2 separate regions of the Mus musculus genome follow, and region 2 is linked to region 1. Evidence: chromatin loops called from intact Hi-C (ENCODE). Cell type or tissue: left cerebral cortex. All regions are shown on one strand. Links, peaks and the distances in the headings refer to the core of each region. The heading gives the core; the rest is flanking DNA.

Region 1 (11,678 bases), core at 2,234-10,233:
CCTATCACATCATACCTACCACCGAAGCCTGCCAAGTGATGGGCTACCACCATTCACCACGTTCCAGAATTATTTTTTCCTCCTTTTGTGCTGTCTACTAGAGTGGAAGGCTGTGGAGGAGGAGAACGGTGAGCAGAGAGTTCCAAATCCTGCTCCTAGCTATACGCTGCCCAGGCTGTCTTTTGCCACAGCCAGATCTGACACACTTCAGAAGAGCCCTCTATACAGTAGACAGCCCTGCCAAGGCACAGAGACTTTAGCAGACCTCTAACCTGTGCTGCAGTTTCCTGTTACCTGAATGACCTCCACAGCCAGGGTTGGCTCTGCTTTATTTCTAGGATATGCTAACTGCACCTGCTAACTTGCTGTCTCTCTAAATGCAGCTGTGCTGTGAATTGTTGCAACAGAGCGACATGTTCAAAAGCACCTACCTTTAATCTTGCTTCAATAATCTTTGTCAAAGTGAGACAATCTCCATGGAAACCACTGCAGCCAATTACTGTCTTGTCTGTCCTGTAAAAGCCAGTTTCGGGAGAATGAGTTGATAAAGCAAGGCTCATAAACTGACAACCAGCCAGGGCTTTTGCGGCATGGGAGCAGACATACCAACATCTCCTTACACCAAATTAATTTTAGGTGGGCCGAAGATATACTATGATTAGGCTAAGGAAAATAAGGGTTACTACTTATAATCTAGTACTAGAGAAGGTGAAGTATGATGTAATCTGTTAGGAGCGACCCTGTTTGAATGTTAACTGCCTTGTCAGCCATAAGTGCTTATTTACCAAGCCTTGGCCTTAGTGGAAAAGTATTAGCTTAGTTGAGATTTCTGTGAGAAATTTCTGTGAGTTGAGGCCTCTGTGGGAAAGTACTACCCCCACTTAAGAACAAATAACTACAGATCTTGTGGACAGGTATCTAGCAACCCATTCTGTTCTGTTCCTCCTGCTGAACTTTTTACCTAGCCAATATCCTGCTTTTGGGAACTGGTGCGTTCCCCCAGAAACGAAGCGATTCTGCGTCACCCCCTCCCCATAGCCTGCTTCTATGGGTATAAAACCTGCCTGGGAAAAAGAAAATCTGTCAGCTTGATCAGGGTTTTTTGACTTGCTGTCCGTTCTTTGTGTTTCTCGCGCCCCCCACCCCCTTTTCTCCACAGGTGTTCCTCAGACCCTGTTCGGCTGTCCCGCAGGTCGGGGCAGTAACCCAAGGATCATATAGATGTTTCATAAATCTGACTACTTCTACAGAAAAAAATATGAAATTAAAACTATATGAACATATGACTAGTAAAGTCTAATTCTAATTTCCTTATGAAAGAACTGTTAATGAGTTAGAAAAATTGGGTAGCCAGGAACAAGGAAGACAAAACTTCACTGCTTTTTATGGCAGATGTAGACCATGCCTAGGACCAACACACAGCAAAGCTGCCTTCCTTATTCTCTATTCCTTATCACCTTAACCTTCTTTGCAAAAAAACTCAAGCCCTGTTGGTTCCACTTCCACTTCGTTTTGTGATTAGCTACATGGATAATCTTCCCAGCTGCCACCAAGAAAGCAAGTGAAATGTCTTTATGAATATTTACTTGTGAGCTGGAGAGATAGCTCAATGGTTAAGAGTACTAGCTATTCTTCCAAAGGACCCAGGTGGGTTCAATTCCCAGTATCCAAACATATGTACAAACACAACAAACATATACTTAAAATAAAAGTAAATCTCTAACAAAAAACAAAGAAAGATTTACTTACAGTTTGTAGCATTTGGGGCTATCTCGGGTATGAATTGAAAATCCTTCACTCAATCGAGTGTCTGAAGCGACGATGGAAAAATCTTCTCCAGCAATTGCCAATACAGTACTAACGAATTAAGGAAAGAAAGAACAAACATTAACTCTTCAGGGTTGCAATTCTGTCCCTTCAAATGGTAGCGTGTCCTACAGGCCATTCCTGGGTAAATGTACTAACATAAAAGCAGAATTCAAATGAAAGACAAAAGACTGGAGAAACGGATTCCTGACTACATGTCATCCTGGAAGAGCCCTAACCTAGAGCCTAATGGAGCCCTCCCCATTAAGCAGCTATAAGCCAGTGCGCAAATAAACCCCTGAAGGCCTCAGGTTTCTCAGCTACGGAACACAGAAGGTAAAATGGGACATATTGTCCCAGTACCTCACTGAGAAGAGGTAATAGGAAAGACACTGAATAAAACCTTCATCATTAAAGCACAAAAACATTCACGTATAGCTAACGCAGTATTACAAAGCAACCTGTCTGTGGTCTTGAAGACCAAGTATAGTTAACAGTCCTATAAGCAAGCTGAGTTCAGAAGATCTCTATCTTCTTACCCAAGAGCTGCTAGAATATGTCATTACGTGAACTGTCAGTGTCTACAGCAGTCTCCTCTGAACTGAAACATCCCTTGTGGGGTAGAAGGCTTGAGAGAAACCAAGTTATATCTAGGGGACACTCCTGAGATACTTGGAGCAGCCCCTTCCACCCCCACCAACAGCAACACAGGCCTATACACACCTTGAATTCCAGTATTTGAGAGGGAAAGGCAGGCTTTGTGAGTTCTAGGTCAGCTAAGGTTACATAGTGAGACATTGTCTTAACTGTTGGGGGTGGAGACTGACTGGCCAAGCTGTAAGAAGAGATTTTCCAAATTGTGAGCTACCTACTAGTGCACAGAAATCCAGAGCCACGGCTTTTATACGTTGTCAACTGTTCTGGAGTGGACTTTTTTATGATACAGTTGATTCTGGGTCATCCTTGCGTCTCTAAGTATCTCCCGACACTCCTGACATAGTAATCCCAATAAAAATCCATTGTTCTCCAATCAAATTTTAACCAACTGCAGAGCAATTGCAGTAACCCAAGGGTCACGTAGATGTTTCATAAATCGTGTAGGGGTATGTATGTATGTGTGTGTGGGTGTGTGTGCCTTCCCAGGAAAAGTTGTCATACCATAGTCAAAAAGCAAGCTTTTCTTTTCTTCCTGTACAATTTCTGATAACTTACTGAAGGGCACCAGAGAAAAAACACAAAAGTAGAACCTAGATACTACTGTTGCTTTCTCAAGCAAAGTACTTCTTAAAAACTTCAATTTCTTTAAAATATGAGATTACTTAGAAACTATCTCATATTAGTGTGCTGTATATAAGGATTAAATTAGTTAACTATAAAATCCACCTGACACTTTCCAGTTCTTCTAGCAAGTGAACAATAACCATTGTAGAATACAGTAAGACAGCACTATGTGTACACAGTAGGACGGCACTATGTGATGACTAAGCACCTGGGCACTGGAATTATTCATGCCACTTATTAGTTGTGTGACTTTGGATAAATTTCTCATGTTCAAATTGATGGTACTACAGTCCCTGTTCTGTTATAGAGTGTGAGAATTAAACACATAATTCATGTAAGTGCCTATTTCCTAGTAGAAAATAAACATCCAGAAAACATTACCTACTATTTTTACTGAAGCAAGTTTTGCACTAAAACTCCAAAGCAAAAAAGAATGGCATTACAAATACCATGAACAGCAACAGAAGGGAAAAAATATTACCACAGGCCACTCAAGCAACTTAATTAAGGTTACCAGAGACATACAAACTCCTCATGTGATGGGCTGCTGTAGAAGACCCCAAGCACCAAGCTGGAGTTTAGAATTCTAGCAGAGTTACACAGAACAAAAAAGAGAATGTTCCACTTGCAAAGTGAGGTTTTAATACAATTCTCCCAATAGTACTACGTGAAATGGGACATAATACTGCTCCAGTAAGAGTGCTGTGACAGAAGGAACGCAGGATGACAGGAGGAAGAAGGGCAAATTCAAATACGACACCAATGTATGCAACCAAGGTTTTACAACTCCCTAGATGTGTCTGCTGAGGAAAACAACATATCCCCACCCCTTTAAACTGAGCCAAGACTTCCAAGGAGCAGCAGTAACTGAAAGGAACAATTACCCTGCTTGTTTTGTTTACTAACATGGGTTATGGAGAGATCAGAAAACTCGGTTAGATACGGTTTCCCAAAGAGGCCGGAATTTCAGGGACTTTTGAGAAATAGTTACAGAAACAGACTTAGGAATTATAAAAGATTAGTAATTATATAAAGGCCTCAAGTGACAAAAACCTGGAAGCTACAAAGAGAAATTTATATATTGTAGAATCTGAGGCTGCTTGCAGGGCTAGTTGCAATAAATGCTAAAAGGCACAAAAGAGAAAAGTGATTTAATGGATAGGTGTAAGTAACTATGAACAAAGTGATGGATAAGAAGAAGTAAAGGAGGTTAAAAAAAGTGACTCATGAGTACTGCATTCGGAACACCTTGAAATTAACACATCTTACAAAGTAAGTACTTAGTGTTCACGTGCAGCATTAAGCAGCATACTGGAAAAGCAAACTGAAACTGGACTCGGCTGAGAACGCTATGAATTTAAATCCGGTTCTAATTCACACCAGCTCTATAGCCTGGGCTGTTTAGATGCCAAGAGTCAAGAAGTAAAACTATGAAATTATTCACTTAACTGCTTGAAATTAAAACAAACAAACAAACAAACAAAAAAACCTACCTTGAGTCTTCCCCAATCTATAAGTAACTGAAAGGAGCCCACATAGTACATTCACAATTGCTCTTCAAAAGGTACAACCAAGACTAAAATCAACCTTTCACTATCTGTATGATCAACGCTCAACATTCATAAAGCCATATTTAACGTTTTTGCTTTTCTTTCTTGAGACAAAGATTCTCCGTGTAGCCCAGGCTGTCCTGGAACTTGCTCTGTAGACCAGACTGGCCACGAACTTAAGAGACCCACTTGCCTTTGCTAGCAGTAAAGGCGTGCTCCACCACCGCCTGGCTGGTTTTGCTTTTCTTAAACAAGCCCCCCCCCCGCCCCCCTTTTTTGGATAATTAGCTGTTTCAACTTCTAATTTGATGAAGAATACCCCTGTATTGTCAACGGTCCTAAATACAAAGGAAAAATATCTTCGAATAAAGCGGATAATTAAAATGCTAAAGTAATTTGAGAGTAAAAATAAACACACACAAGGGTCCGACTGCCTAAGGCTGTGGATGCAGCTCAGTAGACCTTGCCCAGCAGGCTACGTCTCAAGAGCAGAACAAAACAACCTTCACTTTCATCCCTGAAATTAAGTCTGGTTAATCATGTTAGTTTCCTCTTAAAACAACAAGTGATCAGGCGGCCCAGCGACAGAAACAGCTACTCGTCTAACAACCAAGACAAATCATAACTTCATGTTCGCCCGTTGGCTTTAGAAACGTGTTCAAGCCCTACCAAACAACAGGCCATAGGGCGGAAGATTGAGGTGGGAGCCCGGTTGCTGGAGCAAACGGCACCGAGGGCGTCCATGCACAACTGAGTGCTGGGCTGCAGGCTACATCCCTGCCATTCCCACACCCGCCCGTCGCGACCCCAGGCTCGACCCAGGTGAGGGCAGCAGGCCCAGGCTTTTACCCTCCGTTGAAGGCATAAGGCGAAAACCGCAGCTGCACAGGGCCGGCGGAGCCGTGAGGCCCCATTCCCAGCTCTCGTTCCACGTCTCGGTAAGCAGCAGTGGAAAGCATCGCGCCTAACTCCTGCTGTCTCACGGCAAAATGGCCGCCGGGACCGGTCCACTTCCGCCTCCCTCGCCCCGCCCCCCTAGGCTCCTCTAGCCTGCACTCGTCGTTGCTCTTGGAGGTCTACGCCTGCGTCCGGCTAGCGCACAACCTGGATCCGCCAATCCTGCCAACAGAGAAACCTGTTTTATAACCCTAAGAAAACGTTTGGATTTACTCATGGCGGATAGAAAATTAAAAGTCTGACCATACCAAAAAAATTAACCCAATTACAGAGCAACGACAACTCGGATGTCACATTGGCGAAGTGGCACAGCGTTTGAGACGGGTTAGTAGTTCATGCTGCATTCAAGGCCAATCAGGACGCATGTCAACTGTGTGGTGTACGCAGCCACGAGACCCAGGAAGCAATACCAGATTTCTTTAGCCAGAATATGATGGTTAATATTGTTAATTTCACAGAACTTAGCATCATGTAGGTAAAACCCATGGATGCGTCTATGCGGGTGTTTCAAGGTTTAATTGAGGAGCGAAGACCCAACTAAAATATAAGCGGCGCCACCTCATTGCCTGGATTTCCCGACTAAATAAAGAAGAAGCGAACTAACATTTATCTATTTATGTTTCTGGTCTGTGGATGCAATCCAGTTGGCATGCTTCCCCCTGGGTTGTATCTCCTCAAACAGTAAGACAACATAAAACCCGCTTCCCTTATATTGCCTCTTGACAAGCCTTTGTTAAGTTTTCTCAATTCCCCAGTCTTCTGAGGTTTCCTGTACTTTCAAGAGAAAATGTTTCCTTTAGGGGAAAATAGATACACAGTACTATTGTACTTATTAGAGTCTGTGTAAATAGACAACCTATACAACACCTACACACATAACACACAGATACTGTCCATCACACACACAGACACACACACAGAGAGAAAGAGAGAGAGAGAGAGCGCTAACCTTAACCTAAAGGAGCTCATTACCTCGTTGATAATGCAAAATACAAGGGAAAGGAAGTACGCAGAACAACACATGTATATGCCTTAGATGAACTTCAGAAGGAAAAAAAAATTAAGATATGTTGGAATCAATCAAGCATTATGAAGCAGCCTAAGAAACAGCTGACGTTTTCTTGTGGCAGCAAGGAAGAGAGCTGGTAGTGACCGAGCTAAAAATAGAAATGAATCTGTGACTACAAAGTCGCTTGTTTTGTTGTTCTTCCTTGAACGTAAGTTAACATCTACTGAGAACATGATGAGGAGCGTTTGCTTGACATTTTCCTTAGCCACCTCACAAATCTCAAAGGGGAGGAGCCAGTAAGCTTGCCAAGCAATCTCTGGAGTTCGAAGCCAGCCAGTTCTACAGAGTGAGTCCCAAGAAAGTCGGGGCTACACAGAGAAACTCTTTCTCACAAAAACAAATCATGGAAGACTGAGGATGTAGTTCAGTGGTAGAACGCTTGCTTGGGCTTGATCGCCATTGCCACATCCCCAACTGTTTCCGCTACACACTCAATAGATCTCTCTTTGACAGCTAGAAAGGGCCGTCGGAGGCCCCGCCCCGGAACTGCTGGTACCCGGCCCGCTCGTTTCCTTCCCAGTGTCTCACAGCTTAAGCACAACAAATCGGACTGCAGTCAAGAGCGCAACTGGCGGAAGTGACGGCATCAGATGTGCGTCAGGCGTTCGGTGGATCGAGTCCGGTAGCGGTGGCGGGTATCTGCTGGCGGTTTGGCTAGGTTTCTGCGGTCGCGTCATTTTCTCCGCAGTGCCCAGGTAACGGTCCTTTCATCCTTTTCTCTGCTTGGAGGCCTTAATAAAGGCGACTTCTGCAGCGGGTCCCCGGAGTTTGCCGGAGGAGACGCGAGTGGGCGCGCGGCCGGGCTGGGAACGGTCCTCCGCGCGCGCTGCGGCGGCTCCGCGAGTAACCAGTCTCTGGACCATCGCCTCGGCGGGGTCCTGAAACCCAGTACCAAGGGTGAGCGTCTCCGAGGGGCTGGCACCGGACAGCCCCGCGCACCGCACGTCTCAGCCGCTTCCCCCGGTGGGAGAGTTTTACCCAGGCCTGCAGCCGCCCGTTTTGTCCCCAGTAAGAATAATTCTGTTAGGAAGCGGTTCTCGAGACTCAGCATCTCGCCAGAAGCCTGAGAGTCAAGCTAATCGAGATTAACATAAAAACGCATGCTGCTTTATTTACACACTGTCGGTCTTTAGCCTCAAGTTAAGGTGGTTTTCCAAAACTCCGGGTAGGCTTCTCTGGAAAAAGATGCCGGACCGGTTAGGCAGACGCTTGAAGACTGTGCGGAATCGGTTTCCCAAATACTCAGTTTGATGGCTCAGTTTCCAAAAGATGAAAACCCAGAAAACAGCCTAAAAATAAGTTTGTGCAGCGATTATTGCGATTTTAAGATTGCAGACGAGAAAAGGTGGTTTATATCGTCTGCAGGTGTGAAATGACTTCTGCGAAGCGTACAACAAATTCCCCAGTCTATATAATCAAGCGTTCAGTAAACTTCGTTTGCAGAAAGAGATCTGGATAAATAACTGGTTATACTTTGGACATGAAATCCAACTTTTTTTTTTTTCCTCAACCAAAGCAGTGATTGAAATTGAATTTTCAGTCTTCAATTTTCTCAGATTTATCTGCTCTTTGACACAGGAGATACTCAAACTGCACCTTAAAATCCTTAACTGTTTCCATTGCCTGTGTAATGACATCTTACATTCTGAATTATGCAACCCCACCTACAGCTGCTTTGTCATCTTTTGTAGTGACTTTACATACTGAGCCTGTCACACACTGCATGCTCTTCCAAGGCTTTGTCCCCCCCTTTCCCTTCTGTGATTTGTGCTGCACCTAGAGTGCTGATTTGTGTTGTTTTGTTCCTTTTGCTCCTTTTGCTAGACCTGTGTTACATTGCCCCTGCTTTGTGCGAGTTCCGGCCTCTCAGAAGGTACTTGACTTTAGTTATGTCTTTCTTAACTTTTTAAAAGATTTACATATGTGAATGTTTTGCTTATCTGTCTATATGTGCACCACATGCTTGTCCGGGCCCATGGAAGACAAAAGAGAGCATTGGACTCCCCAGGACTGGATTTACAGCTAGTTGTGAGTAGCCATGTGGGTGCTAAGATAATCAAACCCAGTCCCTCTGAAGAGCAACAGTGCTCTTAATCGCAGAACAGCTCTCTAGCCCCTTGACTTTAGTTTGTATTCTCTCTTCCATAGCATCCATTCATGAGCACAAATGCCAAGTCCTGTCCTAGGTTTCAGCTTTTCAACATTTTGCCTTGCTTAGTAAATGCCTGCAGTTTTTTTTTTTTTTTTTTTTTTTTAAGCATCTTTAAAAAATTGAGGGTGGGCCTTTGCCTACCATTTAGGAGGATCTGGGTTCTATCACTACTACCATTACAAAGGAAAAACAACACATTTCATAGTCTCTTAGTCTTTATTCATATTTCATGTCCATGACCTCGAAAGAGATGATGATTAAAGAAACCCAGTTCTAGGCATAGTTTTCATTAATATGCTCTGATGAGATAATGTTTCATCTTTTGTTTAGTCTGCCTTTAATTGAAACACAAACAACTACCTAAAGCATATTGTGTCCAGTTCAATATGTATGGCGCTTTATGCTTGAGGTATTGTGAATGGTATAAAACTGAGCAGCATATTTAAAATCAAGAAGTGACCTAATAGACTGTGCAAATCATGCCGATAAGTGTTCTCTTCTAACAGTATAGTTTGTTTAGGAATTCTTTCCCCCAACCTCAAGTCCTTTGCTGGGGGGTGGGGGGTGGGAAGTGAGGGTGGAGGTTGTACAAAGGGCTGGCCCCTGATGCTGTGAGAGATGGCTCAGAGGTTACGAGCACTGCCAACTCTTCTAGAGAACCAGGTTGGAGCCATCTCTCACACCCTAAATTTGATTTTTGTTTGTTTGTTTGTTTGTTTTGTTTTTTTGAGACAGGGTGTCTCTGTGTAGCCCTGGCCTTCCTGGAACTCACTCTGTAGATCAGGCTGGCCTTGAACTCAGAAATCCGCCTGACTCTGCCTCCCAAGTGCTGAGATTAAAGGCCACCACTGCCTGGCTACAATTTTATCTTAATCTAAATATTTATTGTCTAAATTCACAAAGAACACACAGGTTTCAAAGTTACAAGTTGTATATCCAAAGACCCATGTTTATTTTAAGGATACATATGACCCCATGGTAGCTCAATTCCAGGGCATCTGACCTTCTCTTCTGGCCTCGGAAGGCACCAAGGCATGAAAGTGATGTACAGGCATATATGTAGACAAAATACACATATAAAATGAATTACATTTATGTGAAGAATTGGCTGTGAGAGTTTGTTCTCTCCTTTCACCATTTGGATAAATGCACAATATTAGGATTAGCAGCAAACGCCTTTGCCTGATGCACCGTTTCTTGCCAGCCCTTTCTCCAATAGTTTTTATTACTGGTCTTGACACCTTAATTTTCAGTACTATTAGAATATTTAAGCACACAGCAACAAAGGTTTTGTCTTTGTTGGTGATTTTACATGAGTCACAGGAAACATGGACTAGGCTTTGAGAGTAAAAGATACATATATTCATATGTTTGTGTGTGTGTATGTATTTACACACACACTCCAAAATAGTTCTGTGTTTATTTTGTGTGAACATGAAACCTATGTCCATCTATTAAACTTAAAACATATTTTTCCAAGCAGCATCACTATTTCATGGTGTGTGAAGATAACCCAGAACATTGAAGACGTTTCTAAGGAGATATTCAGAGGATGCTCTAGGGAAGATCTGAGTACTGAAGAAAGGGAGAATCATGGACCAGAACAACAGCCTTCCACCTTATGCTCAGGGCTTGGCCTCCCCACAGGTAATAGAGCAAGAGGGAGGGGCAGAGAGGGCTCATATTCCCTTTAAGAGAAAGCAAAAGACAGTGACATTTACCATGCAGTAGTGAACGTGGATTTTTAGGTTTTTAAGCTTGTTTTACTTTGTGAAGATTTCTGAGTTAGATAGCTGTGATGTTCTTTTGTTTGGGAAGTTTAGTTGGAACCTAATTAATTAGAAGACTCTCTATGAGCTGTAGAGCATTTATCTTATTTACTCCAATAAATAAATTTATTGCTCCTGTTGCAGTCACTTTCCTATCCTGATTACTACCAAATCTGCTTTCAAAATTAAACATTGGTTTTGATGCTAAACATGTGCACGTATGTGTGTATGTGTTTGCAATAGAATTAGACCTAGATTGTTACCAATTCCATATACATTTTACCATCTCCAGTGTTCTTCTGCCTCCACATAAATAATTAGTTCTACTTTATTTTTATAAATAAAATGTTTAATTATAATTAAATATATGTAAGACATAGAAGCATTATAGAAAAGGCAGTTGACAGTATTTTACAGACTTTGTTGATTTTTGTTTTTAGTAGAATAAATTACTTTTTATTAAATAGTATGATAGAGGCATCCATGAGTCTGTCATCCATCATCCATGTGATCCGTCGTCCAAAACTGACACGTGCTTAGTCAGTGGATAATCATCATATATTAAATAGTACTTTGTGGGTGGGGGTGGGGTTGAGACAGGGTTTCTCTATGTAACAACATCCCTCAAACTTGCGTTGTAAATCAGGCTAGCTTCAAACTCACAGAGATCCACTTGCCTCTGCCTCCAGAGCTAGGATTAAAGACGTGCCACCATGCCTGGGTACTGGGCAGTACTTTAAATTGGGACATAGGCTTTTTTCTTTATGGTCTAGATACACATGAGAGGCTAAACATCTTCCTTGCATATCATAAATAACATTTTCAAATCCTAAGTGTTCATCTTCTATGGTCAGTACTACAGAAGATAGTTGTGCATCTCAGGATACAAATTCTTCCCTAGTATTTAATGACCTATTATATTCAGAAAACATTAGTCTTTTTACTTTACTTGGGTTTCACTAGGGAAAAACCTAAATTACTCACCATCAGTATCTTAATCATTGCTCTCTTTGCTTTCCACAGGGCGCCATGACTCCTGGAATTCCCATCTTTAGTCCAATGATGCCTTACGGCACAGGACTTACTCCACAGCC
Region 2 (11,678 bases), core at 2,115-10,114, 240 kb after region 1:
TCAAAAATCAGCAGCTGGTCTTCCTGATTATTATTGCAAATGGCAGGGGCTTCCATACTCAGAGTGCAGCTGGGAGGATGGAGCTCTCATTTCCAAAAAGTTTCAGACATGCATCGATGAATATTTTAGCAGGAATCAGTCAAAAACGACACCTTTTAAAGATTGCAAAGTGAGTACCAACATTTTAAATTAATGCATATGTGTGTGTTTTGTTTCAAGCCTGTATAGAGTGTGGAATCCTGATGTCATACAGGCTAAACAAGTACTTAGTTGAGTATGCCTGTTAGAGGAACTGATATTTCTCTAGTGGTGCTAGGTTAAAATATGATAAATTGGTGGTAATGATTGTGTGTAGACTGCATAAAGAAAATTTCCTTGGAAATTGAAAGTATATGCTTGGTTTAGAAGTAGCAGAGATTGCTGCTGAAACTGAGAGCAGAAACCAGGGCCTGAGAGACTGTCTAGGGCTGTCTTCTCTAAACTTTGGAAACTTACGTAAAAATATTAGTGATAGTTTTAAAGTCTAGTTACTACTTTATTACAGGATTGAATAGATTCATAGTGGTATTTTGAAAATCACATGGAGTAGAAGTCTTATAAATTATTCATAGTTCATGGTTGGAGCAATGGCTGTCAATGAATTTGACACTCCTTTTTGAAGTGCTTGACCTATGTATATTGTTGGGACTGAATTTCCTCAGTAATTCCCCCCACCCCCACAAAAGACAAAATATTTTATTCTACATTCTTGCTAGAGTCATAGAAAATAACCATGAACAAATGAATCGTCAGATACATACGTATATTTTTGTTTTGCTTGAGTGCTGGCATCTGTGGAAGATGTGGAATATTATAATTGCCAGCAAGAGTTTAGGAGTGATCCACATGTCAGATAGTGGAGGGTAGAATTAATTAATAATAAATATTTGATGAAGCTGTTATCTGTTGGGGTTTTGAGCTGGGATTCTGTTACCTTGCCCATGCCAGCGTTGAGCTCGGGACCCTCATGCTTGCTTCATGTGTTTAGTAATAAGTCTTTTTGTCTCACCTGTTGAGTGGGCAGATTATGGGTCCATACTATAGTACTTGGCTTCTTATACATTTTGAATTATAGAACCTCTGAAACTAATAAATAAAATAAATGTTAATGTTTATGGTGAAAGATAGTCTAAAGGACATTAATCTTTTTTGCATGATATCTTATATTCTGCATATTAATATTTATTCTGACCAAAGGTATTGAAACAAAGACCAAGATTTGTAGCTCTGAAGAAACAACCATCCTATATTGGAGGACATGAGGGCTTAGAACTGAGAGACTATCAGCTGAATGGTTTAAACTGGCTCGCTCACTCTTGGTGCAAGTAAGTGTTTGCTGAGTTACCTCCTCACCCGGGACAGCGAGACTCCCCGTCATTGCAGGTTGCCAGTCTCCTCTCACAGCCACCTAGAGGGGTCAGAGGTTCCACAAGCTGAAAGACTGCAGCAAAGCAGTGTTTACTTGAGGTTATTTGCAGGCAGCCCTACAGTTCTGATTTAGGGTCTGCAGCAGACATCAGAGAAATATTTCCCTTCATTTTAATGCATTCAGCCAAACATATCAGATTTGACTTAAGTCTTCTAAGTGGAGCCAGGGAGCAGAGTGAACGTTGTAATTGTCAGTGGGAAGTGTTTTGAGAGTTTTTTAGATGGTTTCACGTTTTTTAGTTTTACAACCCTGAGTCAGAATCTTAATGGTTTCTTGACAGTCGGTCTCTCTCTCTCTCTCTCTCTCTCTCTCTCTCTCTTCTTCCCTCCCTCCCTGTCTCCCTCGCTCCCTCTGTCCCTTCCTCCTTCCCTCCCTCCACCCCTCTCCCCCCCATCCCTGCAGGTGGTAAAAGGCATAGGCAGCCCTGTTTCTTCCTGCTGCCTCATTGTGTTTTCACCATGTGCAGTGAGGGAGGGCATGGATGGGATTAATAATAACAGCAGAGAAGCTGGAGGAGTGAAACAGGTTCTATAAATACATAATTTAGGGATGATGATTTCTGTTAATAAAGTTTGAGTTTAACTTATTTGATGATTACCATTCCTAAATGTTTTTATTCAAATGGAAAAATTATTTATGTTGTCATCTACACTTCTGAAATAGTTCTGCCGGCCTTTCCCTGCCTCCCCTCGTCCCTGTTCTGAAGTCCTCAACTCCTTAGGGTGTGGTTTAGCTTTGCATTTCCTTCCACTTTTGTTCTTCCTAGATCCTTATTACTTACTACCATATCTACAGACCGCTTAATGCTAGAGGATAAACTGCAGTATTGACTTTGTAATTAAGAGTGGTAATATTAAATATTAAAGCAAAATCTGGCCTTAAATGTTACTTGCTATTCATCTTACCTTTCCTACGATGTTAGTGATTATGTCTTTTGGTAAGATTTTATATTTATTGTATGTTGTTGATTGAAATAGTGTCTTGCATAAAATACCTCATATATATATGTGTGTGTGTGTGTGTGTGTGTGTATATATATGTATATATATATATATATATAGTTTTATACAACTTGATATAAATGGGAGACATAACAGAAAAACAATTTTTAATGAATTTATACCTTTACTGCATACATGGATTTTGTTTTTTTTTAACTTTATAGAGGAAATAGTTGCATACTTGCTGATGAAATGGGCCTTGGGAAAACAATACAGACGATCTCATTTTTGAACTATTTGTTCCATGAACATCAGTTATATGGGCCGTTTCTACTAGTTGTCCCGCTCTCCACTCTGACTTCCTGGCAGAGGGAGATACAGACGTGGGCGTCTCAGATGAATGCTGTGGTTTACTTAGGCGACATTAACAGCAGAAACATGGTAAGTTGTCTTTCCATGAACTTAGTAGGCTAGACAGATCTATCTGAGGATAAGTGTGTGGTTTGTTTCCTGTGTGCATGTGTGTGTATGTCTCCATGTTCTCAATTCTGTCATGTAACTTGCTACAAAGAAGTGCCTAGTACTTGCTTAGTTGGTTATAATAAAAATCAAGCTATGCGACTGCAAGGTGCCTCAGTGGGTAAAGGGATTGTCACCTAGCCCAACAACCTGTGTTTGATTCCTTAAATTGTCCTCTGACCTCTATACGTATACAGGTACACAAACACAATAAATAAATGAATAAATAAATGTAACAAGTTTAAAAGTCATTCTTGGCTCAGGTATAGTTTGATATGTATGCATGTATATATATGTGTTGCATGTACATAGAAACATGCACACATACACACTCCCCTACACCTTTTTTTGAGGTCCAGGATAGCTTTGAACTCAAAATCTTCTTGTTTTAGCTTCTCATGTGTTAGCGTTATAGACATTTGCCACATATACATATACAAGCACATGCATACATGCATATATTATGATATATATAAATTATATTTTTTCTTTTGTGTGAAAGTTCAAATATTCATGAGAACAGTTTTCAGAGTGCAATGAACATTCATATATTTTCTTTCCTAGTTTTATAATATTAACTGGTTATTAATCTTGTTTCATATATAATATATATACATATATACTATATATATCCTTGCAGTTAGGCGAGATGAAGCTTAGATGGCATATTTCATCCACAAATATTAATAAGCGAATTATTTGTTTTACAACAAACCTTTATTTAATGAATGTAATAAAATAAGGTTTGCTCCATTTTTTTTAAAATAAGATTTAAGTTCTGCATGCCATGTTTAACTCTATAAAGCAGTATTAACTTTTATTACATCTTTTTTGTGTGTGTATCTTAAATGGCTTTTAATTCATTTTAGATACTTAAGTAGAACTGTATAATTTGCTAGATATTTCTTTTAAATTTCTTCTTAAATTTTTATAATAGATAAGAACTCATGAATGGATGCATCCCCAGACCAAACGGTTAAAATTTAATATACTTTTAACAACGTATGAAATTTTATTGAAGGATAAGGTATGTGTTACTTGTGTAACTGTTTTCTGCTTACAGTTTTGCTGTATTGTGTGTTGTGGGTCAGAATGAAAGGCTATTAAAGTCATAGAACAGATCTGCAAACCGTAGCCTTGGATCTTTTTAAAAATTTTTTTGTTTTCTACTTTTTAATTTTTAAATGGCCCTTGAGCTAAGAGTGAATTTTGTATTTTAGAAAGATACGCCCCCCCCCCTCCCCCGACTCTGTAGCCCTGGCTGTCCTGGAACTCACTTTGTAGACCAGGCTGGCCTCGAAATCAGAAATCTGCCTGCCTCTGCCTCCCGAGTGCTGGGATTAAAGGCGTGTGACACCACGCCTGGCTAGAAAGATTTTAAAGGAGTTCCTTACAGGGTTATATTGAAATGATGTGATGGAGCACATTCGTCTAAAATATTTTTCATCTCTATTTTTAGAAAAACTTTACCAATTCTTACTTAAATGGAGGCTAGTTGTTAGTGTCTGTTCTGTCTAACATTTTAAAAATAGAGGAAGAGGCCTATCCCAGTGTCTGTTAATACAGACTGATAAAACACTCACCGAAGCAACTTAGGGAGGGGAGAATTCATTTGACATGGTTATCATGCAGGAAGTCAGGGCAGGAGCTCAGGCAGAGAGCAGGAGTTCAGGGTAGAAATCGGGGCAGGCGGCACTTGCTTGCCTGATGTCAAGTTCATGCTCAGTTAGCTTTCATATACAGTGCAGGATCACCTGCCTAGGGTCGCCACCGGCTTCTGTGGTCTCAGCTCTTCAGTAGTTGTTAACAGTCAAGACATGGCAGCAGGCCAGTCAACTGAGGCTTCTTTGCTCAGATAACGCTAGACTATTATGTTGACCAGTACAGTGCCTAACAGCGTTGTCTCATTAATTCTTCTGCCTACTTTGGTATTCTTTCTTTAGTGAGAAGCCTGTTCTCTTACGAGCTCCATGAACTCGTCACACAGCTATTAATAGTGGAATCAGGCCTCTCTTTATTTCAGGTCTCAAGAGACCTAAATTCATGTATTAGAAACCTACATTTTGTAGAAGTCATATGTACTTGAAGCATGATACTGTTTCAGGTTGACATTCTTAGAGACTTTTGTTGGATTTAGACTGAAAATCTTGTGTAAAATTTTGAGTAGGTGGTATCAGCTTCCTTCCTTTTTTGCTTATTATGTAAGCTAAAATAGACTGATAGTCTCTTTTCTAATAGTGAAATTAATAATTGAAGCAATTTTATTTTGCGTGATAAGTTGCTTGATTTGAGGATTCCAGTTCAGTCATAAAATATGTGTTGGTTTTGGTTCTTAGTGTTTCCTCTGAGTTACCCTGGTAGTTCTAGAACTCTCCAGACCAGTGTGGTCTTGAACTCAGAGATCCACCTAACTCTGCCTTCCAAATGCTGAGATTAAAATTATAGTTTCTGATTTTAATTTACTTCTTTTTAGTAATAGTAAGTTCAAATCAAATGAAAAAGTTAAATTTCAATTCTTACCTCTCTAAATATACTAACTGTTTTTTTATTCATTTTAAGGCATTCCTTGGTGGTCTGAATTGGGCATTCATAGGTGTTGATGAAGCGCATCGATTAAAGAATGATGATTCCCTTCTGTACAAAACTTTAATCGACTTTAAATCTAACCATCGCCTTCTGATCACTGGAACCCCTCTACAGAACTCCCTGAAGGAGCTCTGGTCACTGCTGCACTTCATTATGCCGGAGAAGTAAGACGACATGTGGACACGGCTTGCTTCATGGTTTTATGTGCTCAGATGCAGTTGGGAGAAATGTTACAGGATCGAGTTCATAATTTAAATGACATTGGGTCACAGATCATTAAAAATGAAAAAGAAAATGGGATGGAATTAATTTTGGATTTCTAAGTTTAGATTTTGTAATTCTAATATAAAATCTTCATAGTATACAGTAGAACTTATTGTGTGTATGAGTGGTTTGCCTCCATGTATGTATATATACCATGTACATGCAGTAACAGTTACAATATCCAGACACTGCTAGTAATCTGATTTTGTAAATGAAAACTAGACCAGAAAATTAAATAATTTGTCCTAGGTCACATACACATTCATTTTTCAATATGTCTTGAACTTTACGTGGTTGTTTTGAGAAATATTTTAGTGACAATTGTGTCCTTGAAGAATTTAATTCAAGAGCAATCATTATAACTTACTCATATTTAATCTTCTGCAAGATGAGCCTAGTATATCATACGTGGTAGGGGAGCAGCCTGCCATGAGTTACATCTCCCGCCCCCGTTTTTACTTTTGGTTTTGAGGTAGGATCTCCCGAGGTTTCCCAGGCTGGCCTTCAATACACTCTAACTCAGGTTGGATCATATATGCCCACTCACCTATGCACATAGATAACATATATACTTACACATATATGTCTTGTGTGTGCGCGCATGTGTGTGTGTGTGCGCGCATGTGTGTGTAGGAGGAACTTTTTGCATGGGTCTCAAGACTTTGAGGTGACTAATTTTAGTTTTATATACACTTTTGCTTATTATTTGTAACTGTTCTTAAATTTTTTAAAGGTTTTCTTCATGGGAAGATTTTGAAGAAGAACATGGCAAAGGCAGAGAATATGGTTATGCAAGCCTCCACAAGGAGCTTGAGCCATTTCTGTTACGCAGAGTTAAGAAAGATGTGGAAAAATCTCTTCCTGCCAAGGTGGAGCAGATTTTAAGAATGGAGATGAGTGCTTTACAGAAGCAATATTACAAGTAAGCCTGGGAGAGAGTGTGGGACTCAGAGTTAGCTGTCCTTGTTCTGGTGGGGTGTGTGTCCTCACGCACAGGCTCTTAGAGCAGCAGCAGCTTCAGCTACTCAGGTTAAAATACATTTATTCTGGGGCTGATTAGCAGGGAGCTTTAGTGCTGGGTCCACGATTAAATCATTGTCTTCAAAGACTGACCTGTATGTATATGATGTGTGAGTCTTTGTTTGCATGTATGGATGTGTACCATGTACATGCCTGGGGTCTGGTACGCAGGCCAGAGTAGAGCCTGAGTGCCACTGGAACCCAGGTTACGGATGCTTGGGAACTTGCATATGGGAACTTGCGTATGGGTAGTGGGACTTCTGTGAGGGCAGCGAGTGCTCTTCACCAGTGAGCCATCTCTCCTGCTCCTAAGCTAACATACCATTATGTATGCCCCTCTTCATACTTTTTACCTTTCAACAAGCTTGATAAATCCATCAATTGTGGTAATTGACAGAGCTAAAGAAACCTTAGACAAAATTTTAGCTTCCCCCTTCCTTTTTTGAAGAACACGAACAAGTTATATTTTGTGTAAGTTTCTTGTCAAATTTATATAGTAACTTTTCAAAGGATAAAACCAAAAATATGTCCTAACATCTTTCTGATATTTACTTGTACAAAGAAATACATTGTGACTATATTTGGAATCTTAAGTACCATGCACTTACAAATGGGTTTAGGTGGGTGTTATGGTGCTTGCTGTGGTCAGAGGGCTTGAGGCTGCCAGTCTAGTACTTTACTTAGTGAGGTCCAGGCAAAGCTGGACTGTAGGGCATGGCCCTGCCTCACAAACGTCCCAAGCACCTGGGATCAAAGTTCGAGTTTGTCAGTACCCTCGCTCCTTCTGTTTCTGCTTTCCAAACACCGCAGAGGTGCTTTGGCTTATCTACATTTCTTCATGTAGCTCTAATAATTTCTAAAGATACTGTTACCCACCATAACATTTTAACATGTTACTTATGTATTTTCTCAAAGATTTATTTATTTATTTATTTATTTATTTATTTATAAATAATGTAAGTACACTGTTGCTGTTTCTAGACACACACCAGAAGAGGGAATTGGATCCCATTATAGGTGATTGTGAGCCACCATGTGGTTGCTGGGAATTGAACTCAGAACCTCTGGAAGAGCAGTCAGTGCTCTTAACCGCTGAGCCATCTTTCCAGTCCTTAATATTTTTTTGATGTCAGTGTTCAGTAAAGCTTTTGCTGTGTTGCCTCAAAGTTTAAATTTTGCTTATGTCAGAAATGAATTACGATCTTTCTGTAATAATTAAGTGCCTCCTTGTAGATGTCTGTCTCCCTTAAAATTCCTTGGATAAGGAAACATTTTTCTAAGTAAATTTTTCACTGTAGACTTTTGTAGTATATTTTTGTGGAATCTTTAAAAATATTCTTTTTATTTCCTGTAGATCAACTGCTTGTTTAGATTTGAGTTTTTATGGAGAGAATGTTTTATAATGGAAAAGAGTGATATTAAGTATTTTTTGTTGTGTGTGGAAAATTAGGAAAATTTAAAAATTGAAAAGAATACGGAACAGTTAAAAGGAGAAAGAAGATATAACCCCTATAGCTTCTGGGTACTTTTTTGCAGTTACTATCGTAACAAAATGTGGCTTTAAATATTTATGTACCTCCTTCAGGGTTGGGGGTGAGGTGGAGAACAGGCCTGACTGATGCCTAAATTAGCCTTGAAAGAGTGCCATAAATTTGTGTAAAAAGTTTTTAGAGTATCTCCTCCAGAAACACAGGAGATATTTGGTATTTTTAATTCTATTCATAAGGTAAATTTATGAAAAAGGAAGTTAGTAATAGGTAACTAAAGTAGGTTTTGAAGAGAAGAATTGTATGTGGTTTGAAGTGTTTTTCAAGTTGCATGGGTATTACATAATTGCAATTTAGAGAGGACAGCGTGACTAAAGCCGGGTATTTTCATGAGACTCGGTGGAAAAGATGTGGTTCTAATTGTTTGATGGAATGAAATTTCTAGAAGATTGATGCTGTGGCTCACTGTCCACAGCTCTCAGGGAAATGATGAATGTCTTTATTACACTACAGAAAGCCTTGGTACGTGGTTGATGGATCAGACAGGTTATGTGTCCGGCTTTTTTTTGTTTTGTTTTGTTTTTGGTTTTTGGTTTTTCTGGACAGGGTTTCTCTGTGTAGCCCTGGCTGTCCTGGAACTCTGTAGACCAGGCTGGTCTCGAACTCAGAAATCTGCCTGCCTCCGCCTCCCTAGTGCTGGGATTAAAGGCGTGCGCCACCCCCGCCCCATGTGTCCGTTCTGAGTCTGACATATGAGGTTCAGTGCATCCTGGGTGTAACCACGAGCTTCAGGATGATGACTAATGCTGGTTTTAAGCTTTCACAATTTATCTTTGTGATCTGCTGAATATTGTTTATGTGTCTTTTGTTTTTGAAGGTGGATTTTAACTAGGAATTATAAAGCCCTCAGCAAAGGTTCCAAGGGCAGTACCTCAGGCTTTTTGAACATTATGATGGAGCTAAAGAAATGTTGTAACCATTGCTACCTCATTAAACCACCAGATAATAATGAATTCTATAATAAACAGGAGGCCTTACAAGTAAGACTTTTTAACTATTTCTATTGCTAAAGCAGAATTCTAAGAATATGTATTTCAGTTTTAGGATAAAAATAGTAGAGTAATATAATATATTCATGTCAAGTTCTCTTTGGTTAATGTTTCATTTAAGTGATGGTGTTATTATTTGTATTTATGAAAGCTTTTAAAATTATAATTTATAAACATAGTCTTTCAAACCAGTGAGTTGTTTCTATTTATCAGACAAAATCTATTAGTGTCTTAGAGATTGTGATATGGCTAAATCTGACTGTAAATAGTAGCCTAAAGGAGGGCTTTCCTTCATAGATGTTACCCCTCTGTTACTGTTGAGAGGCAGTTCAGACGTGAAGACACACTTGGAATTCAGTCACAGTAGTTCATTGAGGAGTGAGCATCCCTGAATTAGAAAAGAATATGTTTGCTTGCTCTGTGTTTGTTTAGTTGCTTTTTTTTTTTTTTTTAATGTATGTTTGTTTTGGCTAAATCTTAGAGAAGTAGTGTAAGAGCTGGCAAGTAGAATGATACAGCAGAAATAATAGTCTTGTTATGCCTGGTTAGGGCAGGTTTGATGTACGTAATAGAGGAAGATGGGAAAAGCTCTAGACAGTTTTGAAAGCCAAAGTAACTTTTCTCTTCAGCATTCTGAAAAGCTTAAACTCTAAACTGGATAGAGTAGAAACAACTGCAGTATTCCGTGGGGCTCTGGACTGTTTCCTGCTTTACCACGTTGTAATAGGTGTACTCTGCTGTTTCCTTAGCACTTAATCCGTAGTAGCGGAAAACTCATCCTTCTCGACAAGCTGTTGATTCGCCTAAGAGAAAGAGGCAACCGAGTGCTCATTTTCTCTCAGATGGTGCGGATGTTAGACATACTCGCAGAGTATTTGAAGTACCGCCAGTTCCCCTTTCAAGTAAGCATTTCTTGGTTTCTATTTTTCATTGTATTCTTGGGCTTATTTTATTGAGTCACTTTTTAGATTATTTTGCATATAAATTATATTTCTCTTAAACATACTGAGAGAATCATTTGTTACTTTTCTAAGTTTCATTTTTTTTCTCTAAATTTTATTTTAATTTTGTTTTTATGTTGTATATTGTTAAAAGCTGGACTAAAGTGGTATTTCTGTGCTAAGATGGGTCTGAAGGGCAAGCTTTGGGAAGTAAGATGACGTCTGAAAAGAGAAGCTGTCCTTGGACACATGCAGGCTGGTCGGGCTGTAATGCTCTGTGTGCTGTGGGAAGCCTTTTGTGTGGTTTGCCAAAAAAAAGTTGAGCAGGGCTCAGATAAGAACAGGCTGACATCCTGTCTACTTTCAATTCACAGTGAAGTTTGTTCAGTGGGATTAAAACCTACACCGATGAGTGTTTTAGTGTTAGGGTCAGGTCCTATTCTCAGTACATTATACCTCGTAGTGATTTCTTTGTCATTAATTTTGTGTTTATGCGTGTGAGGGTGTGTGCATGTGTGTTTGTGCTTTGGTGCTCTTGTGGGGGTCAGAGAACAGTTTTGTAGAGTCAGGCCTTCCACATTCATTCGGGCTCCAGGGCTTGGACTCAGGTTCCTAGGCTGGCTTTTTACTGTGTCGTCTTACTGGCCTCTTGGAATAGTACCGGGAGTACAGCTAACTCTCTGTGCACACGACTGGTACACGATGGATGTTTACTGTAGGCAGAGGAGTTAGACTGAGAGTTAGTGTACAGGGTCGCTCTGTTGAAGCTTGCTCACACTATGCTACATGTAGTTTGAAAGTAGGAGTACTATACCTTTATGTGTTGGTGATATTAGCACAATAAAAACACAGTAATAGTAATATACTGGGAACAGAATGCAGCGCTACTGTAGTTAAGAACCGTTAGCACACCCTCAGGTGGAGAGCTATACTTAAGTCATGTCACAGTAAATGATGCAGAGGTTTTATTAATTGCAATTTGTATTTTAATGGAAAAGAAACACAAATTAGATTTGGAAGAAAGCTTAGAGCACTGTTCTTAAACCACTGAAAATTATTTCCTTAAAATTTTTTCTTGGGACTGGACAGATAGAAAATGGAAGCAAATACTTCCTTTGTGTGGCTCACAGCAAGCTGACTCTCCACCTTCATGGGATCTTATACCCTCTTCTGGCTTCTGAGGGAATTTACATGCATATGTGCATATACACATATGAACAAAAATAAAATAAAGTGTTCAGAGTTAAAAGTACAATATAATGTAATATAGAAACATTAGTAAAATTCTAACTTTCCCTTTCTTCTATAACTCAGGCTGTCTTTGAATTCACCATGTTTACAGATTAGTGACTTTTATCTCCCTTAAGCACTAGGGCATTTGCAGCCATGCTTGGTTTGTATGG

The links. A loop is a pair of places that touch in the nucleus more often than their neighbours do. Peaks named below come from ENCODE experiments on the same cell type or tissue, not always from the same donor. Only the 100,000 strongest peaks of a DNase experiment are listed, where the experiment ranks them.
Region 2: a loop joins it to region 1, with 3 times the contacts of the local background. A loop is called at or near these places in 5 of 42 quality-filtered maps.

What each region holds. Positions count from the first base shown.
Region 1 is chr17:15,492,667-15,504,344 of GRCm38, forward strand. Psmb1 (proteasome (prosome, macropain) subunit, beta type 1) reads right to left here and starts at 5,610. Exons shown (of 6, transcript NM_011185.3): 1 at 5,487-5,610; 2 at 1,750-1,857; 3 at 432-513. The coding sequence starts at 5,596. Tbp (TATA box binding protein) reads left to right here and starts at 7,222. Exons shown (of 8, transcript NM_013684.3): 1 at 7,222-7,358; 2 at 10,299-10,462; 3 at 11,608-11,678. The coding sequence starts at 10,409. In left cerebral cortex, for the core only: no CTCF peak of the experiment used is centred there; DNase peaks (open chromatin) are centred at 5,672 and 7,197; H3K4me3 peaks cover 4,451 bases; H3K27ac peaks cover 2,645 bases.
Region 2 is chr17:15,732,995-15,744,672 of GRCm38, forward strand. It overlaps Chd1 (chromodomain helicase DNA binding protein 1), which reads left to right. Exons shown (of 36, transcript NM_007690.3): 10 at 1-169; 11 at 1,237-1,364; 12 at 2,634-2,850; 13 at 3,866-3,955; 14 at 5,488-5,678; 15 at 6,512-6,700; 16 at 9,163-9,325; 17 at 10,084-10,236. Among named protein-coding and RNA genes, the nearest start is that of 5830433I10Rik, 33 kb to the left of the region's middle. In left cerebral cortex, for the core only: no CTCF peak of the experiment used is centred there; a DNase peak (open chromatin) is centred at 6,629.